Linked DNA regions of Mus musculus: region 1 is linked to region 2. The links are chromatin loops, found by intact Hi-C in ENCODE. Cell type or tissue: left cerebral cortex. All regions are shown on one strand. Each heading gives the region's core, and the rest is flanking DNA. Links, peaks and the distances in the headings are about the cores only.

Evidence for each region. A loop is a pair of places that touch in the nucleus more often than their neighbours do. Peaks named below come from ENCODE experiments on the same cell type or tissue, not always from the same donor. Only the 100,000 strongest peaks of a DNase experiment are listed, where the experiment ranks them.
Region 1: a loop joins it to region 2, with 11 times the contacts of the local background. A loop is called at or near these places in 2 of 42 quality-filtered maps.

Annotation. Positions count from the first base shown.
Region 1 is chr2:178,537,119-178,548,027 of GRCm38, reverse strand. No RefSeq gene overlaps it. Among named protein-coding and RNA genes, the nearest start is that of Gm35582, 40 kb to the right of the region's middle. In left cerebral cortex, for the core only: a CTCF peak has its summit at 5,781 (motif pointing left); DNase peaks (open chromatin) are centred at 5,771 and 9,827.
Region 2 is chr2:178,658,486-178,669,394 of GRCm38, reverse strand. It overlaps Gm35695 (predicted gene, 35695), which reads right to left and starts at 10,034. Exons shown (of 4, transcript NR_166157.1): 1 at 9,933-10,034; 2 at 9,641-9,835; 3 at 6,223-6,353; 4 at 3,888-4,251. In left cerebral cortex, for the core only: a CTCF peak has its summit at 4,190 (motif pointing right); a DNase peak (open chromatin) is centred at 4,206; H3K27ac peaks cover 276 bases.

The sequences.
Region 1 (10,909 bases), core at 1,961-9,960, 120 kb after region 2:
CAGAAAAGGAAAATGGGCTTCGCGTCTTTCATGGAAAGCAAATTGCTGCCATGGGGCTCCTAGGGGACCTGCGCCTTTACTCCGGCAGTCCAGCAGGATGAACTCAGCTCGAGAGATGCCGCTTCCCAGTTTTCAAGGCACCAGCTGAGCCTTCTGTACTTCCACCAGAAATCCTTTTTCGATGTTTGGGTGAGACAGCACTTTCCCCTGCCTGCTTGTGACAAATTCTTAACCCTGGCCATTAGAAACATCATAAAAGAGGCCACAAAAAGTAGACTCTTGGACTGGAGAGATGGCTTGCCTCAGCAGTGAAAGCCAGGATCACAGGGTTGGGGAGCAGAGTTCAGATAACCAGGACCCAAGTAAGTACCAGGTGGGTTCACTGGCCTGCTTGTAAATCCAGCCTGGGAAAGCAGAGCAAACTCTGCTACGCACACAGCCGTATCAGTAAGCTCTGGGTTTGATTGAGAGGTCCTGCTTCAGAGAGTGAGGTGGGAGGCAGAGAAGATTTGTAGCATTAACCTTGGGCTCCTACATGTACCTTCACATTCATGTACCCATACACACTCGAACACGCTCCCACACACATCAAAAACTGGACATTGTACCCAGATGTTCTCTAAAGGGGGAACAAAAATAGATTTTAGACTTTAGCTCTGATCACGGTAAGACAGCAGAGGTGGGGGGTATGAGATGTCAAAGGCTGCCTTTACTCAGCCAGGTGTGGCAAGTGGGGAAGGAGAAGCCTATGTCTGTTTCATAGGCATTGGTTTTCTTCCTGATCTTAAGGCACAGCCCTTCAGAACTTCCGGAAACTTCAGGAATGTTTCAACTCCAGCTAAAGTTGTAACATAGTTGCCACAGGTGGTGGCCAGCTGGGAGCCCAGGAAACCACATCTGCAAACTCAATGCAAAGCAGCATACCGTTTCCTCAAACATGTCTGACCTCAACTGCAGATACACTGAAGTGATGAGAAGTCAAAAGCACAAAAGAGCAGGTGACTGGGTGATCAAGGCCAGTCGGAAGCCTGTTATTATGTTCTTCCAGCTCTGCCTCAGCCCAAAAGAGGCTAAGAGGGACTAGCAAAGGGGTTCAAGCAGGCAGGGGTGGGTGTTGGAAGGGGAGAGCAGAGTGTTCATGACCACAGAAGTTCCTCCATATGACACTGGAGGCCACACATCATGGTACTTTTGTTCCAACCTTCAGAATTTAACCCTGACAGGGATGTCTGCAAACTGGACTTCTAGCCACTGTGGTGACTTGACCTAGGTCTATCCATGACAACAAATGCATTGCTCTCGTAGAGACAGTGACACTGGTGGGGTTAGGGGAAGCTGTGTGTGAGAGGGGCAAGGGTAACCAGCAAAATTCTGCAGTTTCCACTGGGGCTGTTCTAGAACTACTTTTTAAAGTAGATGAAGCATGATGGACTGTATCACTCACGCTGTTCCAGAGTGACACCCAGTACCCAGAGTGCCTTACAATGTCCTCAGAGCCAGTGGGGGAAGTGAGCAGAAAGGAGACCTTGCTGTCATTTACATACACCTGTGTACCACCTACGTGTGACCCACGCCAAGGAAACCTAAGCAGCCAACAATGCCTGATACCATACTACACTGTTGTAGTACATGGGCTTTGTGGCTGCTGGCCATTAATAAATACTACAGCAGTCAATCACGGCTCTTGAGCTGAGTAGCAAGCATCTTGGGACACACAGAGGTCTATTAGGGGTGTCACGGTCCACTCTTCCTCGGAACCTCTTCCAGATAAGCAGATCGGGTGTCCACAACATGGTTTTGATGGCGTCTCAGTGGTGACAGGTAAGTAATTTTCATCTCACGTTTTAGCTGAGGTCAGCAGTCCGTGTGATCGGATGCATCTGCCTGGTGTTCACAGACAGCTGCCCCTTGTTGTTGAGCCTCAGTCCTGGGAGCTGAGAATAACAAAACCACTGCCAGGCTTAACAAGGCAGAGGAGCCCCTGGGCTCTCTGGAGCAGATTGCAGACTACTGTGGACATCTTAGTGACTCAGAGATCCCTGCATGGGGTGCAGTGCGGGGGATGCTCTCTGCCAAGTGGCTTCTGGCAGGTGACAGTGTAGGACACTTGATGGGTGGCTCTTGCTGGCTTCCTTTGTTATTTACTTCAGGTTGCTCTTGACAAGCCGCTTGGTGAGCATGAGTCGGAGCTGCACATCCTCTTACAAATGGAATATTAAGCAGACGTTTTACCGCCAGGCCGCCAGGCTGCCAGGCTGTGGGACAGCTGAGTGAGAACAATGGCTGATGGATGGGTGAATTCTTCCTCCAAGTTTGATCTGCTAAACTTATCCAGCAGTGTAGTGAAGGCAAGACGGGCTCAGTGCACTTTGATGGTTCAGTGTTCTGGCACTAGTGAATCTGTGGGTCTGTGACCTGTGTGCTGGCCTCTGTGTGCAGCAGGGCTTGTTGCAGGCGTAGGAGCCCACAGGAATAAGGCATACTAGTGAGCTGTGATCAGAGACTATACCTTTGTTTCTCTGCTGGCACTGTAGATCTGCAACTCCCCCTCCCCAAGACAGAGTCGGTCAAGGGTGTCTTGCTACCAGGAACATCTCTGCAGCTGCTATTATAACTTAGTTTCTACTTCAGCGGCTCTTGCCATTAGCTACAGTTTCTGTTGACCCAGGACTTCTGCGCCACCATTTTCCTAAATCCTCCGTGCAATTCTGTTGCCTTACACCCCTGATAACCAGAGCAATGAGAGGCTCACATGGAGCTGGGCCACAGGTTGAAGTCTAGGTGCCTGTTTCTCTGATTCCCCAGATGAGTCCCGCAGTCCAGAGCTCCGGAGATTTGTCTGTAGGTGGGGTGCTGAGCTTTAATAACAAAGGCTCAATTCAGATGGGTTTCAGCAAATCGAGTAAGAGAGAGGGCTTCATGGGCTTCCACTGATGGAAGGTCCAGCCTGGGCTGGAGCTAGGTGCAGACCAGGACCCGGGGGTATGATTGCCCTTCCCTGAGTCCCTCAGTTCCACAGTCCTAGGTGGTATTCACCTCAGGAGGAGCCCAGCACCACCAGCTCTTGCCACCTGCACAAACTTGGCAGGCAGGAAGGCAGTGTCTGTATTTCTGATTTTTTTTTCTTCGACTGTCTTGGGTGAGGAACCTAGCCTTGACACAACCATGGAGGCAATAGAACTCTTAACCTGCCTTAGTGTGTTCACATTCACACCAGTGGAGATATTTCTACAAGATAAAATGGGGGCTCATTTCCCAGAATGACAGAAATCAAATAACAGTGGCCAGGCACTAAGGGTTTGGTCTGCCCAGAGAAGCCCAGTGTCCTCTTCTTCCCAGAACATCACAGCCTGTGGGCTACTCCCTCCCTCCTCCTGCCTTGGCCAGCTACTCCCCTCTCCTGCCTTATCAGTGAACCTAGACCACAGCGGGTTAAGGCTTAGACAGTCCCTGACAGCACTGTTTCACCCCAGAAGGTATTCTGGCACCTAACAGCAGTCCCTACCTTGCCCTAAAGCCTGCTTTCAGCTCTGCTCTCTGCCTACTGGGAACCCCTGTGTTCTCATCATGCATTCTTTGACATCTCTCAAATGTAATGTCTGTCTGGGAGCCTTGTCCCGGCCACACACCATCTGTACCATATCACGTATCCATATTTTTCTTCAACTTATTTCACTTCTCAGAGTTCCACTTAAAAATACAACTCACCACAAATAGCATTTTAAAAATGAATGCCATGAAAATCAAAAGAAATTAGCAAATTCTTCCTGAATACCATGGCTTGCCAAAGACCCTGGGCTTCAGGTCTATACTTATGCTGACGGGAACCCACCCAGTCTAGGCAGCAATGGAAGAGCTGTTGGCACCAGCAAAAGACTCTAGATGCTCAAAGTCTGGTCAGGCCTAAGAGCAAGGCCTTGCTCAGTCTCTGTGATCACTTAGAGTGATCCTCATTTGGGGCCTCAGGAGAAGGCTCTATTTCCCGGAGAGCAAGAATACCCTAAGGGAGCCATTTCTCATTCAGCAGGAAAGCTGATGGACCACCCTCTTGGAAACAGAAAGATCAATACCTGCCCCACTGTTTATATAGTGCACAAATCTTTGAGTGCTTAATATGTGCCTTAATGAATCCCTCACCTCAGCCCAGGCAGACCCAGACTGGAAGCTCAATGAATTAGAACAGAAGGTGGCAGGTCCCCACTTGGGAGCTTCTGGGGCTATGGTCTCCTGCAGTTCCATCAGGACTGGCTGCTGTTGACGAAGGGGCATGTGCTACAGTGTGGGGCTGTTTGGCTCCCATGTTGCACTGTCTTGAAGAAGGGGATAGCTCAGCCATGCAACTGAGCTAAAAAGCAATGTGGAGCAGAATCTGCTACCATGAGAGAGATCTACAGCAAGTATGGGAGGGCCAGGTACTTGCAGCTCTGCCATGCTGAGTGACATCCAGGCACATCTAACCTGTGGCCCAAAAGTCACATGTATCACTGTCCAGGATAGCTGTGAATGACCCAATACAAAAATCATAAACTTACTTAAAACATTAGATGTTTTTGTAACTTAATTGCATGGTTCTCTTTAGCTTAATACTTTATTTTTAAGTTTTAGTGTGTGCATGTGTATGTGTGTGTGTGTCTCTGTGTGTATGTGTGTGTGTGTGTGTGTGTGTGCGCATCCTTCCACGCTGCACCTGAAGGTCAAAGGACAACTTCGGGAGTCTGTTTTCTCTTTCCACCACGCAGTTTCTACAAGTGGATGTTGTGTGGTCAGTGGTGAATCTCGCCTTGCCTCATCTGCCCAGTTCTATACTGTAAACTTTGGCAACAACATTATCATCCACAGCTTCAAAAGGTTTTCTTTGCAATCACACCCCACGGCACCATGTGAGATGACAGAGAGAACATGTGAGACACTGATCACGTAAGACTACACACATACAACTGGAAAAGCCCCAGGCCCCAGTGACCCCGTAGCCATTGTAGCATTGCTGCCATGTGCATCCCTTCAATGTCTGTGGAGATGCTGGGTTAATATGCCTACTGTGAAGCTGGTCCTGTGACAGCCCTGTGAGTTACAGAATGTGTAATACTGATAGTGGTCATAAACTTTTTTTTTTTTGTATCTTACCATGCTGTATCTTACCATCATTTTAGAGAAACTTTTCTTGTACTTATATAAAAAGTTTACTGTAAAACAGCCAGCCATGTTATGTGGGTGGTAGCCTCATATAACTCGTGTTTATTAGGTTTCTTGATGGAATTACTTTTATTGAGCCTGATTCAGTATGTTTTCTTGTTCATGAGGCGTTTGGAGCCACAGTGTGTGTGTGTGTGTGTGTGTGTGTGTGTGTGTGTGTGTGTGTGTATACATATATGGATTATATATATATATATATATATATATATATATATATACACACACATATATTTACACAAATTTATGTATATATGTATATATATATACACACACACATATGCACATTAGGCACATTACATGTTTAGTGAATACACATTACCAATAAGATATATATTCTAGAACACATAAAATATAATGTGGTAATTATTATGGTATTATTTGTCATGGGTATGGACTTTTGAACCAATGAGATTTAGGTCACCATTGTTATGGGATTTTTTCCCCCACAAGAGTCTATATATTATGCATCTGTTTCCTCCCAATTGGCTGAGACCACCATAGCAGAGAGGCTGTGGTTACCCACTGGAGACCTGGCCTGTTAATTTTCCCTTGTGGAGGGACGTGGCATGATCATGAGCGCCCTCTACTGGCCAAGGCTGTATGAGAAGTAAACAGTAGACTCAGGTGAGACCCCAGTTGCATAGACACCATTACATCACCCAGGACTCTCTGCAGTGTGGGGTGTTGCTGGTCATCCATACTACAGACTTCTTCCATAGTAGAGATCCTCCAAGGGATGCCTCCTGGGAGGTATGGCTGGCTTTGAGTCAGCTCATGTGCCTGTAACTAACCCCAATAAACTGGAGCTGGACACGGAAGAAGCCTTCCCTGATCTGCCAGTGCCCACTCTGTCTGGTTCAGAGTCGTGCAGGACAATGTCCCAGGACAGCAGTGGGCGAATCCCCTCAGTTCTAACATCACCACTCCCCGTGAGATGTGAACAAGACTCAGAGGCTGATGATCAGAGAGTCACCCAGGGCTGTCACTCGCAGAAACCAAAGCCAGTATGGCATGGCTGTTGCGTTTTATGACAAAGATTTGAAAGTGTCCCTGAAAAGCTCAGGAGAGGAAAGTCTCCGTAGTCACAGAGAGTGAGCAGGGCCTAGATTCGCCATGTGCTTCCAACCATTTTTATTTGCTTGTTTGATTTACAAGTGACATTTTATTTTTATAGATTATTGGCTAAAGAGCAAGTTGACTCATTAGGCAGAGCATATAGAGATAAAGCAGAAAGAGAGAGGGGGAGAGGGAGAAGGGGGAGAGAAAGAGAAAGAGGGAGAGAGAGAGAGAGAGAGAGAGAGAGAGAGAGAGAGAGAACACACCATAGTGCGCATGTTGGTCATCACATATTGCTTGCCTAAGCCAATGTCACCAGAGAGCTCGTCTGACTCTGATGTTACTCACAGTCCTGGGAGCAAAGTGCTTCACTCACGGCCAGGGCCTCGGCCTCTACCCCCTTGGGACTGTTCTCCTTGCTGAGCTAGCAGAAGCAATAAAGGGTCTGATTTGTGCTCTGTCTTTGCTCTGGGGACCATAAATGCAGCTATAGTATATGATACAAAGGGCCAGACCGTTCCAGCCACCCAGGCAAGCTGCTACCCAAGGCTGTAATTTCACTTCATCCTTCAGCCATTAAAAGGCAATTGAAAGTGAACGGAGGAGAATGGGGGCTGTCTCGAAGTCTGCATCCCTTGAACAGTGCTCGCTGAAGGGCGACTCGTAGGCCAAAGGGACAGAAGAGGACATTGGCAGAACAGCAAACTGTTAATAAAAGTAACAACAGTCAGAATAATAGAGACAATATCCACGCTCTTCACAGAGCATTTGAGGTGCCAGGTTCTGCTGATGGCTATCGGCCCATGGTTTTGTTGCTCCTAGGAGACCAATGTGCAGTAGAAGACTCTCAGAGAGGTCTCAACTCATCAGCCAGGGATGCAGGAAGTAAACCTGTCTCTGCTGGACTCCAAAGTCTGTGCTCAGAACTGCCTGTGCCCCTCTGTATTCAGGCCCTAGGGCAGGCACTAGTGTTCACCTTACCAAGCTAACCAAGACAGCCCCTCCTCCAGGCATGCCCCACCTCCAATGCAGTGACAGAGTCTATCAAGATGTCTATCAAGATGATAATTGGCATTAACTTTTTGGGGGTTCAAGAACCAGACCCTGTACCTGGATCCCCTGCCCTTTCTCTGCCTCTGTCCTTTCTCTGCCTCATACTGAATCTCTTATCCCTTCAGACTGGTTTTATCTATAATCTATCTATCTATCTATCTATCTATCTATCTATCTATCCACTTCAAAATTAATATGCCTCATACCTGCACATGTCCCAGAGGACATGTTTCTAGAGAGCTTTAACTGAGGAAGATCCACTCATGGTGCGGGACCCACACTGGATAAAAAGAGAAGTGGGGGAAAGCAGGTGGAGCTCTGGGGTCGAACTCCTTCGCTTCCTGACTGCAGACCTGGGACTCAGTGTGACCAGTTGCCCCACACTGCCTCATGCTCCCACCATGACAGGCTGAATCCTCTCAAACCGTGAGCCCAAATAAAGCCCTAGGGAAAGTCTGATGGCTTAAGAGGGTCTGAAGCTGAAGCTGACCTTCAAAGATAAGATACAAAGACTGTGCTCCCTCTAAAGAGCGGGTGGGCTTAGAGATGAGAAACTTTGTATCCCATGAAACCTGAGTCTTTTCTCTTTCAAAATGAGGGGTAAGGAGTGCCACATTTTCCTCTGTTGAAGCTTAAATAAAACCTTGTCTCTGTAACAGAGAAGTGAAGCAACCTGGAGCCAGGCGCCCTTCCCACAGTGAAAAGCCGGATTGCCTGTTTCACAGTTACGTGTCTGTATGCACTCTTGTTGTGGTTCTTATTTTTCTTTTTGTTTTTGTTGTTGTTGTCGTTGTTTCAAGACAGGGTTTCTCTGTGTAGCCCTGGCTGTCCTGGAACTCACTCTGTAGACCAGGCTGACCTTGAACTCAGAAATCCACCTGCCTCTGCCTCCCAAGTGCCGGGATTGAAGGCGTGCGCCACCACTGCCCAGCCTCTTGTGGTTCTTAAAACTGTAAGGCGGTGACAGATGTGGTAGGGAAAAAAAAGATTTCCTTTCCCTGTCCACCTCTAGTTGAACTAGAAATAAGCGCATTTCGCTTTATGACTTATGTTTTCTAGCTTCTTCTAAAATATAAGGAAATTAAAGCAATGAGATCTGGGCCCCGGTGCCCAGCAGTTACACCAGCCAGGGTTTCAGAGCTTTAGCCACACTCAGTAAAGGCAGTACAAAGGGGTCCATCCCCAAAGTGACCCTCAAAGAGGACCTCCTTGGCGTTGGAGAGACCTAGGAGCTGCTGGCTGCAGACACACTCTGACGTCAGAGGAAACACATTCACGGCACTAGTTATTGCTTAGCAGTTTGGAGCAAAGCAGCCAGGTGAGAAGCAACGTTTTCTCTGTGAACTGAGGGTGAGAATCAGGATCCTTCCTATACCCTGTGGGATGCCAAGAAGAGAGAAGGAAAAACATACACAAGATGTGCCATACAGTGACTAGAAACCAGTGACAGTATAGCAAACACTAGGACACATGTCCATGCTCCCACTAAGGACACAAGACCACGATCTCTCCAAGGAGGGCATGTGACCATGCTCTCTCTAAGGAGGACACATGACCACACTCTAAGGAGGACACGTGACCACGCTCTCTCTAAAGAGGACACTTGTGCTCTCACTATAGAGATCATGTGACCACACTCTCTAAGGTGACAGTCCGCAGCCAGTGTCTCCTACCAGGTCCTGGGCACTTTGTCTTCTGTTTCTGCCTGGGTTTTGTTGTTAACCTTTTTCTGAGTTTTGCTATTGGTCAACCTGGTTATCATTTTTGCAGGGTTTGCCTGTCCACAGATCCCAGGCCTGTGGTGCTGGCCTTCCATCGTGTTCCTTGGGAAACTCACTCTGGCTTTCTAGTTCTTGTGAGATGAGATACATAGAGAAGCACACACTGCCCAGGCAGGGCTAATGACAAAGCAGAGCAGAACATTCTAAAGGGGCTGAAGGTAGATGGTGGCCAGAGCGGTCCCTACTTCGACCTGCATTTTAGATGGACTTCCTTCCTAGTACTCATAGTCTCTTACAGCTTTCCTGAGGGGCGAGTTCCTGTCCAGATGATTGACAGGCCCATTCGGACTGACTCGTTGGAAGGAGACAGTGCTCACTCCTTGTTCTTCACTGGAAACGCTGGCCAAGGTAGTGTGGTCTTACTGGGTTTAGATACTTGCTCATTGATAACCTTCTGTGAGCCTCAAAATGCCATGTCTCTACCCAGGGTCAAAGACATAACTGAGGTCCCAGTTTTTATTAAATGCCAGAGTCCTGAAGTTTGGTGTGCTCAGCTTTAAAAAGTGCTGATAACAAGAAAGGGGTCCTTCAGCAACAGTCACCAAGCCTATTAATATCTAACCAAGTCCCTAGTGCACCTGGGTGTTTGATCCACAGGAACAGTGAGGAGCTGCTACTCTCCTGGATCAGGTCGGTCCTGACCGCAGGCTCAGCATTTGTACTTGCAAACTCTGAGCTGCCCCACTATTCCATCATCCCGGTCTCCTCTTTGTACTCCATCATTTGTGCAGTCCGTGAGGATGTGGGTGGCTATGACTGTGCTCCTGGAGAACAACCCATGGGTAAGATGTGCCAGCTTTAACCGAGAAGAAATGGAGAGCCCACACCATCATGGGAACATGCATGCCGATACAGAAGGTCCTCTCTCTCTCTTTCTGTATTCGGTTTTTATCACTATATATTTTCGTTATTTACATTTCGATTGTTATCCCCTTTCCTGGTTTCCCCTCTGACAACCCCCTATCCCCTCCCCACTGCCCCTGCTCACCAACACACCCACTCCCTCTTCCTAGCCCTAGCATTCCCCTATACTGCGGCATTGAACCTTCACAGGACCAAGGGCCTCTCCTCCCATTGATGACTGACAAGGCCATCCTCTGCTACATATGTGGCTGGAGGCATGGGTCCCTCCATGTGTGCTCTTTGGTTGGTAGTTTAGTCCCTGGGAGCTCTGGGGGTACTGATTGATTCATATTGTCGTTCCTTCTATGATGCTGTACCCCTTCAGCTCCTTGGGTCCTTTCTCTAGTTCCTCCATTGGGGACCCTGTGCTCAGTCCAATGGTTGGCTGAGAGCATCCACCTCTGTATTTGTCAGACACTGGTAGAGCCCCTCAGAAGTCAGCTATATCAGGCTCCTGTCAGCAAGCACTTGTTGGCATCCATAATAGTGTCTGGGTTTGGTGACTGTATATGGGATGGATCCTCAGGTGGGATAGTCTCTGGATGGCTTTTCCTTCAGTCTCTGCTCTACACTTTGTAACTGCTCCCATGGGTATTTTGTTCCCCCTTCTAAAGGAGGACCAAAGTATCCATACTTTGGTCATCAGAAGACCTCCTCTCAAGTAAGGAGGAATAAAACACCCGGTTTCCTTCCTTTCTTCCTCTTCCTCTCACCGTAGTAGCCCTTTGGTCACAGCTAGTTACAAGGCAGGCTGGGAAATGCAACTCTTAGGACAATGGTGCCAACAGGAAGAGTGAAGTGGTCCTGAGAGCTGGTCTACAAACACCAGGATGACAGAATTAGGTGTGTCTGGGTCCTGAGCCCCCTGGAGCAGATGCAACAGCACTGGCCCCAGTCTTTCTGTATCTCGTGGAAACTAAGCA
Region 2 (10,909 bases), core at 1,135-9,134:
AACCAAGGAAGGAAGCAATAAAGCAGGGAAAGGAAATCTTGATAAAATTGTCCCAATGAACATGGCTGCTGAAGGGCTGACGCTACAGCCCACAGGGACAGCAGGCAGAGCCCAGCCTGTCAGCAGAGCTCCTGCCAGCTTCATAGTGACCGTGGATTTGGCTTCCACATGGAGCATGGCTGTAATCAGTGGGAAATTAGAGGGGAATCTTGCCACGTGAGCAGATAAAAAAGATAAGAAATGCTAGGAGGAAAAGAATCCAACAAAAGTGGATGAAGCAGGCAGTTAGCTGACTCTGAAGATCACAATCCCTGTTTCTGCTGGGGTGGCTGGTAGAGTCAAAGGGGATCCCTTCCTACCAGCATAACTGTCTGTGGATTTGGGGTGTGGCACATGCCAGGCACATCTGTCCCCCAACAGTGGAAATGAGCCAGTCCGTCTTAGGAGGCATCTAGGAAGCAGAGGATGTATCAGGATGTCCTGCCTGGTGTTGATAGAAGAGACACCTAATAGACATGGGAAGGAGGGGCATCCACAGGTTCCTCAGAATCCCCCTCTTCAGCACAGCCTGGTGCCCTGGCAAGATCAGGGAAGGAGCAGTAAGCCTCAGTCTGGTTCCTGTCTCAGCTCTGCAGCTCAGTGGCTAGGCAACCATGAATATTTACATGTGTGCTCTTCACACTGGACTTGAAGTCTCTCCCAGGTCACAGGCTCCACTTGCATGCATCTTGCTTAGTGGCGGTCACTAGGGGGCAGCAGGGAAGTGTCCTTTTCAGGTGCCACCTCCCACCCAGGTAGTTTCTAGGAGATGGACACAGGGCATCAACGTTTCCCTTAAGGGAACTAGCTCTGAGCCAAGGTGGCTGCTCCCATTTGCTACAAGAACCAAGGGCTTGAAGTTGGAGGATGGACAGTAGAGAGGGGGAAAGGAATATTCAGATTCACAGAGAGGTAGAAGGAAATGGACAGACAGACTGAGAGAAGACAGATGGGAGGGGAGGCCAGGGACGACAGAGAGAGGAAGAGATATTTAGAGACACAGAAAGATGGAGAAAAAGATGAACAGAAAGGAGGAGGAGAGAGAAAGAGACAGAGAAGAGAGGCAGAGACAGACAGACACAGAGAGACAAAGACAGACAGACAGAGATCAAAGTGATTCCAGACTTTGCCTCTGTAATCTCACTTTAAGCCCACTTTGTGATTTGACTCTGCTAGGAGAATTTGACCAGCAGCCTGGGCAGGTAGCCATTGCTAGCCATGACTTCAGCTCTGTGCCTCCTCTCCCATCCCAAAAGCTCCACACCCCACACAGGCGCAGTACAGCAGCAAACGGTGCCAGAGCATATCAACTCCAAAAGCTAACCCTCAGAGCCTTGAGGAAGCAGGGCCTGCGTGGATGCTGTGGGGTGACACACTGTGGGGAGCACACTTCGTGGCTGCAGGAAGCCCTCTTCGGGAGGAAGATGTTGAAGCTGAAGAAGGAACATCCTTGGATTCCTCCTCACCTATCACAGGAAGGAGGATGTTATCTCTCAGGAGTGGAACACACAGCATGGCCCTGATTTCCACAGTGGGACTTATCAGCAGGACTCACCTCGTCAGGAACTCAACTCTTTCCAACATCAGCTCAGCTGAAGGCTGCTGCAGACACCTGAAGGACCAGACTCTGTCTCTCCTCCAGTAAGTGGGCTCTGCAGGATGCTTCACATCACTGTTGAGAGGGCCTCTAGATCGGCTTGGTTATAACAACACCCAAAGGTCTCTCCACTAGATGTTCCCACATAGCCTGGTATGTGACCCTCCTGACAGGAAAGCATTGCATGAATGTGTTGACACGGTCAGCCATGCACACCTTGAACATCCCGCACGTTCTGCTCTCTGCAGCACCAGGCTTCTTAGGTAATAGTTTATATTACCAGCCCTGAGCCCTGATGTGTGACTAGGGAACACTCCTTCCTCTTTGGATCCCAGCAGCAATGAGAGCCCCCCTCCCCCAAGAACGATGGGTAGGTCAATTGCTCACATCTGCAGTACCAATGCATGGTGGGTAACTGATGTTCAAAATACCTATTAATGAGATGATAGACTAGGAGATATTGCCTTGGGATAGGAAGAGGTATGTGGACCACCCAGTCAGGAACCCTGTGTGACCTGGTCCTGCAGAAGTCTGGGGCTCCTGAGGAGCCCACAGACACAAGACACTACAGCACTCACAGGCAGATCTGGTCATCCTCAAAGCACAACTCTTTCCAACACAGAGAAAGGAAAATATTGGCTTTACACATTAAGAGGAGCCTTATTAAAGTTTTAAAGGCTAATATATAATGGTGAGTCACTTATGCCCGGTCAGCGCTCTCGGGGATGACTTGGGTTAATCCACTCAGGTACGCCTCTCTGAGTTGCTTGAGAGCTCCCACTACAGATCCGAAGGCCCTTCCTGCCGTCTGCAGAGAGGACCCATGGAGGATTCCCCTTGACTCCACCTTCTATCTGACACAGCCTCGGAAGCTTTCCGGTGTTCTGACTTGAGCACACACAGTCTGTCTCTTACCTCTGCAGGTAAGTGCCACCCGACACAAGCGCTTTCTCCTCAAACATAGCAAGCAGGAGAACCCGAAGCACTTCTCACACTGGGTACCTGATTTGATGACAGCAGGCAGAGCTCCATGCCCCCAGCCATGGTTCTATTCCCTGCTGCTTTCTAATATAAACTTTCCTTGGGGACACTGTCACGGGGCCTGTGGGTCAGTCCCTACCATGCTTGCTCATCTCTCTAATGAAAGTGGCTCAGAGGTCCTCCCCTTCTGCCCCTTGGATATTGGCTTCCCTAAGGGAGGATCTCTGTGCAACCGTGCTCTTCCTACAGCCTGCCCCTGTCCAGCTAGCAAAAACAGAGGAATAAGGACCCATTGTGGCAAACCATAGAATACTTGGGGGACAGTCAGCCTTGAGTTCTGCACGTTCAAGATTCATTTGAGAGGATCTCACCAGTTGTCGGCTCCAGAGAAATCAAGAGCGGGTAGGGGTGTGTGGATTAGGATGGCATCGACCGAATCGGAGAAGTGATTATTTTAAGGATGAATCCAAGCCTGAGTGCTGAAGTTGACTCTCGGGGCCAAGGAACCTGGACAGGGGTGATATGGACCTGCCAGACAAGGAGGCCCAGGCTGGGAGCTGCTGCAGATCTCCAGTTGACTGCTGTCTGAGTGCGTGCATGTCAGTACTTCTGCAGATGTCCTGTTCTAGACCCCACGAAGTCCTGATTAGAGTGTAATTCAAACCTTATTCCTGAAAATGCTTGACTTTGGAATTATTTTCAATAGCATAGAATAATTTGACAGAATGATACCAAGATCTCTAGTGTACATTTTACTTTTTATTAGCCTTAACTCATGGTGACGGAGGCTTCATGAAAGGCATCAACTTTCTTGAGTCTATGCAGAGACTCTGCAAATACCATTCCCATTCCCCCAGATGCCTTAAGAGGCACAAAAGTCAGTGACAATCATGTCCCATCTCTCCTCTTGTTCTGTGCTGTTTACCACAATCACAAAACTCCTCCAAAGACAGAATCCCTCCAGAGGCCCCATATCCACCCCTGTTTCACAAGGATCTCACAAGTTGCCCATGGCTATGTGGTATGTGGTCAAGGATGTGGCAGGAGACAGAGACATTCAGCTACCTGGGTATACCTTCAGGGATACAACTCTGCACCAGGCTGGCCTGGTGACACCAAGTCCCAAGAGCTCCCTTACAGGACAGAGTAAGTACAAATATCCCCATGGCTGGCTCAGGTGGCTCAAAACTTCAGGATGGAGATGCATAGACCTTCACATATTATTAATGACACTGGTAATAGAAGATAAAAAATAGTAATTCAGACAGCCTTGAATTGCAATAATCATTATTATTACAATAGTGAGTTAGGAAATGTTTTTTTGTTAATAAACCAGTAAGTAAGGAATGGTTCCATTGCCCGGTGGGAACAGCTTGAGAGCAACCACTCAGCCCTGTATACTTAGGGCACTGATGGGGACAGATGACATCTTAAATCTTCCTCACCCTGCTAGCAGACAGCAGCGGTCCTTGGATGGAGTGGCCAGAGCTGAGAGGCTGACAGCAGGCTGGCAAGACCAGCTTCTGCGGTTTGGATGTGGAATCCCAACCCTGAGAGAGGTTCGTGTGCCTGAAGACTCTGTCTCCAGCAGGTGGCGCTGTTCAAGAGACTATGGAAACTTCAGATGGTGGAGCCTAGAAAGAGGAAGTGGGTCAGTGGAGGTGGGCCTTGACACTATTTAGACTGGTCCTGATTCCTATCTAGCCTCTGCTTCCTGACTACAATACAATACAATACAATACAATACAATACAATACAATACAATACAATACAATACAATACAATACAATACAGAAAGCTAGCATACACTTGGGCTGCGGTCTTCCCCACCTTGTTAGACTGTAAGCCAATACAGACCTGTCCCCCCTCCCTCCGCCCTTAATTTGCTTCTGAGGTGGGGAATGGAAAACACCAGACTGGGTCAGAATCAGGTTCTCAGACTGCTGGGAGAAACAAGTGTAGGCAAGAACTGTACCTGCACTGTTCCTGCTGACAGCACCTCAGCGCTCTCCCACAGCTTTCCAGTGCCCCTGCTGCTGCCCTAGGTTTTCCTGCCTATGGAGATGTGAATAGACATGTCTTTACCCCAGACTCGACACCAGAGTAAGGACTCCACCAACATCAACTTTAAGGGACCAATGAGTCTTTTGGCTTGCCTACACAGCATCAGTGGGTGTGGGGAACCCCAAAGCTGTATCCCAGTAAAGTCTCAACCCACCAAGGATGATGACATTCACAAAGGCTGAAGCCTAGAACCCCCCTTTCATCAGCTAGCTAACCTCGATCCTGTACACTCCAGCTCACCACAAGACCACCTCAGCTGGGGAAAGGGAAGGGGAACCATGCATGGAACACAGGCAGCTCGGGTGGCCCTCTCCTCTCTTCCTGTTTGGGCGTATCAATAAATATCTCCATTACTATTGCCATTACCATACACCTAGCTACCTCACCACTGCTCTGTTTAATTGGTTGCCATGGCTACAGAAACAAGGTAATCTCTATTCCATGATAGCAAGGAGGAGAACACATTTTCCTGAGTCTGTTGGGAGGAAGAAGGAGAGTCACCATCGCACAGCACACAAGTGAAGATACTAAGGCCCAGGGTTGTGGCCTCTAGATAGAATCAGACCTCCAAGACTCTAGGTTTCTGTATCTGTCCCAAATGACAGGGAATCTGAGCAGACATGAGATGGGTAAGTATGACTGGGGATCCTAGTGGACAGGAGAGATGGGTAAGGATGACTAGCAGTCCAAGGGGACAGGAGAGATGCACAGAGGAAATTTCACACACAGCCACTGAAGAGAGGTGATGTGCACATTCAGGGAACATGAGAATTCTGAACCTTGAGGGTTAACCCATGTGCTACAGAAAGGCACCCATGCCAACAGGCTTGGCTCGTGGCTTTCTGCATGCCTGTGACTGCTGTGGCTAATTGTTGCTGACTTAAATGTCACACAGTGGATGCGTTCGGAAGTAGAGTTTTAAAGCAATGTGTTTTGGGCTTCCTCCCATCCTCAGCCCTTTCCTTTCCAGAAAAGCAAGGCATGGCCTTGCGCATTAACTTAGAATGAAATGTCAGTGTATGGAGGGATATCCTCAGCGTGCCAAGGCTTTATAGCAATGAACATGCAAGGTCTCCCAAAAGACTTCAAAATGGAATTAGCTTACAATACAGATTTAAGCTATATTTCTTTTTTTGACCCAGTTTATCTCTTTTTTAAAAATCAAAGGAATTCCCCCTCTTTCTTTGTTCTCTGTCCTTTTTTATAATCCCACAATTCTTGACACCTCATGTCCTGCACAGTGGCCTTGGAGCTAGTCATGATTGATGAGCAAGCAAACCCTGTGAGGTAGTGTGGGGCGTTATACTCCTATCTCACCAGGCCTTTCCTACTCTTGTTTTACGTTACTTTTGATTGACATATAATTGTACATATTTATGGGAAAATGTGATGTTTTGATGCATGTGTGCATTGTGTAATGATAAGGTAGTAATCAGCACACAATAAACACTTGCTGTCTCTTTGTGGTGAAAACACTCCCAACTGTTGTCTGGGGTATTATGGAAACACAACAACGATGAGCTCAGGGCTGAAGCACTCACTGTTTTCACAGAGGACCCAGGTTGGGTTCCCTACAGTCACATGGTGGCTTAAAACCATCCAGGAACCCCATGCCAGGGAATTCAGCTCCATCTTTGAGCCTTCATTACTGGACATGCAAAAATGCTCATACCTATAAAATAAAAAATAAACCTTTTTTAAAATTAAATTAAAAGAATAACCCCCATCATGGTGATAACACTGGTAAGTAAGAAGTAGAAGAAGATCGTGTGACATCATCCAGGAGTAGAAAGATGAATAGTCCATCATCTTGCTCATCAGTGGTCTTCACAAGTGTCAATCTCACAGAGGTTCAGAGAAGTTGGTGGCCAGGCAGACAATGGCTGGGACACAACAGGCAAGAACCCGTACTTCCATAGGGGAGTGAACACAGGCATCCCCTGCACATTGAGGTGGGTCGTTTCTGACTTAAAGGCAGGATGCAAATGAGACCTATCAGCTCCATGAGAGCTTTGGGACACACTTGGACAATGAGTCATGGTTTATTTACTGTGTCAACATTTGAACAATGGGCTACAGTTGACTGTGTCAACACTTGGACTATGGGCCACTGTTGACTGTGTCAACACTTGAACAATGGGCCACAGTTGACCATGTCCACACTTGGGCAATGGGTCACAGTTTACTGAGTGTCCACAGTTGAGCAATGGGCCATGGTTGACTGAGTGTCCACTACCTTAGTTTGGTGCAAGCTCTGCTTCTATGTTACTTTTCTACTTCTACTCTGCCTTAAGCTTAGCAAGGTAAACCTGATATTGCTGCCTCATGCCTTTGGAGACCAAAAGGCCAGCCCAGGTTTCATGAACAGAATCTGGCCCTGATCCTGTCTGGAGGCTCTGGGTGGGCTGTTTCCCCAAGCACTCTGCAAGAACACAGTTCCTTTCTTACACTGCATGGTGGTCCCTTTCCCTTGCTGGCTGAAAGGCTTGAGGGCCTTCCCCCAGCCAGAGAGTCATCTTCCATGTTTGTCTTGTGGCTCCATTCTCCATCTTCAGAATTGATGATAGGTCGGGTATCTGCTGCAGCTGAGTCTGCCCTTTGCAGCTTCTTTTTCAGTTGTCAGCCCATGGTCATGCTTTTTCTTTTGTAGATGATGTGAATCTACAGTAAGCCAGATGGTCTCCCATCTCAAAGCCCTGAACCCAACCACATCTGCAAAGTCTCTCTAACTTTAGAGGTAATAATGTCTATGTTTTAATAATTAAAATGGACACCTTCTGGAGCCATTATCCTGCCCACCAGAAACTTGTCCAAGGACTTTATCCGCCCCTCAATGCTCTTGCCAGATGCAGTAGCGGTTGTAATCCTTCATGCTCTCCTCCTGCGAGCAACTCTTCTTGTCAGAAGGCTGGTGCTGTTTACATGGGAGGAAAATGGAAGGGAGGAAGCAGATAGACAGACAGACACAGAGAGGGGGGGAGAGAGGGAGGAGAGGAGAGAGGAGAAAGGAGAGGGAGGGAGAGAGAGAGAGAGAGAGAGAGAGAGAGAGAATGACATTTAAGTTTCAGCTGAGAAGACAGGCACAAGGCTTTGCAATCCTTTACACAATAAGAGATACCTTCAGCCACCCATCAGCCACTCTTCCAGATGTGAATATGCTGCTATAAGCAGACTCACCCTGAGAGCCCCAGCTCCTGTCAGACTTCCTGCCATCACCAACCCTCAGCCCAAGATGATGGCACGCAAGCCATAGCCAAAGCTGACAAAATGCAAGTAGACATGTACAGAGGTTTGTAGAGAAATGTACTCTAGGCGAGTAATGGAGGGGGAAGAATCTTTGAGAGAGATGTTCCAATTAACAAAATAAATGCATACTCAAAGGATTGGGGTGGGAAGTGAAAGAAGAAAGCACTTTTTAGTAAACGAAAGCCATAACCAAAAGGATTCACGCAAGGGGACAAAGACTGTGGTTGGGACCATGCCAGCTTGGCTGCATAGATGTGGAGGGCTCTGCAGGAAAGAACTCTCAATGTGACCTCCAAAGGTCCTGAGGAAGTCTCTGGCAGCCATGTGAAAACCAGGCACAGCCATGTGTGCTTGCAGCCCCATCAGGGCCAAGGAATCTGACTGGCTGGCCAGCCGAGGTCAAATGACAAGCTTCAGGGTCAGGGACAGACCCTGTCTCAAAAATAAAGCAATATGGAAATAGATCCCATTTCCTCCTCTGACTTCTGCATTTGTATGCACAGGTGGGCCCAGCTACACACCTGTGCATTCACTGCATACACAAAAGACTATGCCAGTTAGTTACAGTTTTAGATTTTTTAAAAATGAATAAGTAATGTCAGTAACAAAGAAATTCTTTCTATTTCTGTTCAACCTTCTGGAAGATTAACAGTGTGCATATACAGAGTGTGTGTGTGTGTGTGTGTGTGTGTGTTTGTGCATATGTACACAAATATGTGTGTATATATGTATGTGTGCACATGTGTGTGTGTATGTGTGCACAGCATGTGTATGTGTGCATATATGTATGTATTTGTGTATGTATATTTATGATTATGTGTGTATATGTGTATGCATGTGTGTATGTGTATATGTATGCCTGGGTATGTGTGTGTATATGTGTGTGCATGCACATATGCACATGTGTTCACACAAACATTCTGATTTGATAGCACAAAGATAAGGCCCTTCAACACAAATGTCAGTTTTTAAACTCTCTGGATCTGCATTCATTAGTCTAGGCCTAGATGCATTAAAAAACTTCACTGGGTGTTTTTAACCTGAGATTATTACTTCTAGAAATATTAGTAATGAAAAGTAATATTTCATGGTTCGATGTCTCCATTTCCTCAAAAGGGCAAGTTCCACTCCAAGTTTATTGCAAGCAGTTGGGGTTAAAAATTAATTTACTACAAACTCACCTCATATTCAATATTAACTTTCAAGATGACTTTAAGTTTATGGAAAACGGAATGGTTTCTTTGGTTAAGAAATGTTTGTCTCATGCCAAATAGGTCCCCTAGATCCTCATGGCCAAGTTGTTCACATGTTGATGAAGCTTGAAATTAGGAGGTAAGATTTGCCAGCCAGGGTTCCTCAGCCCACTAGAGGGCTTTCCTAAGGAAGCTGTTTCTTTGAAATACTTCCAATCACCTTGAACAACTGTTAACACTTGTCTTGGCTATGTCCTAAGAGAGTGTCTGTGATCATCAGACACAGTGTTGGGTTCTGTCTTGCTGCCTCCCTGTATCAGAGAGGACTCAGGGGTCACACTGAAGAAGGCCCTATGCCAGGTCCCCTTTGAATCCCACTTCTCCAGTGTCCCAACCACACAGCCCAGGAAACCGTCAGCCATTCCCCAAGATCACAATCCAGTGGGAAGGCATGGAATAGGTCTGCCGACCCCAGACACAGGTTCCTCGTCACTGGGCTATGGAATCAAAAGTGTCTCACCAGTTCCCATCCGTCTGGGTCAGAGGTGTTTCCTGGGGTTGCTATGTCCACCTGTGAGAGGCCATCCTGTCCACGCTAGCTTTTGGCTTCTTCACTCTGCAGTCAACTTACACATCATGGAAGGTCCTCGCTGTGATCAGATGGCGTGGCATGTGCTTCATGAGGGAGGGCTTTCTCTTCCTGAGTTCCAGGGTGCTATTTAGAGATAGAGCAGAGAAAGGCCAGTGTTTCCACAAGTCAGGCTAGTCACTGTCTCTGTGTGCTGCCCCTTAGAGACATTAACAGAGAGTACCCTGAAGTCACATGGTCCTTGTGTAACAGTGTGTCACCTCAAACACCTATAAAATAGGATAACGGTAGGACCTATGTCGTAGGGCTGCTTTGAGAATGAAGTGATCTGGCCCTTCAAAGAGAGCCCATCACATGGTGAGTACCATTGTTACCACCCTATCTGTCATCACAATCACCATCACCACAGTCACCATCATCCTCACCACCTATACCACAACCATCATCATCTGCAGACCCCTGAGACAACCTCCCCACAGTGTGAATGATAGCTTGGCGCTCTCAGATGAGACTCTCACAGGGATCTTGGACACACGTGCAGCCTGTAATAAACAACTGACATTTACAGGGTTTTCGCCTTTCCCACCAATCAGCCACTATTCCATGAGCCTGACACTCACAGGCTGTGGTGTTGCCCTCACATGAAGCAGAGATTTAGGGACGCCTGTGTTCCAGTTAGACCCACCGATACTTTTGTGATGCAGCGGGCTTCTCGATGCTGATAGGACTCTGAGAAGGAGCTGTTTGTGGGGTGGGCTGGAATGGGGTCTGGGCAGAGGCCTGATCACAAAGTGCTATCCTTCCAGCCGGGTTGTCAATGAGCTACAATTTGACCTGGGAGGAAGCAGTTCACCAAAGATCAACAGGTGTGGACTATTGTTAGAGCTGCAGCAATAACTAACCCCAAACTGGAAGTGCAGCAAACATTTGCTGTCCTGCCGTGTTAGGTCAGAAGTCTAAGAGCATCCTAGAAGGTGAGCTCTTCTCACTAGGCCCTCTCCTGAGACCTCAGCCAGATGGTTTTGTGTCTGGAGTTGTACGGATGACCCATTTCCTTGGCTGCTACACGGCTACATGGGGACCCACAGGCTGTGTCTCTTCTCTCATGGCCTGCAGCCTTTGGAGTGCAGGCAGACAGACACTACGGTGGCCTCTCTGTGCTCCAGAGAGGCATATTCAAGGAGAGACAGCAGCAGTCTA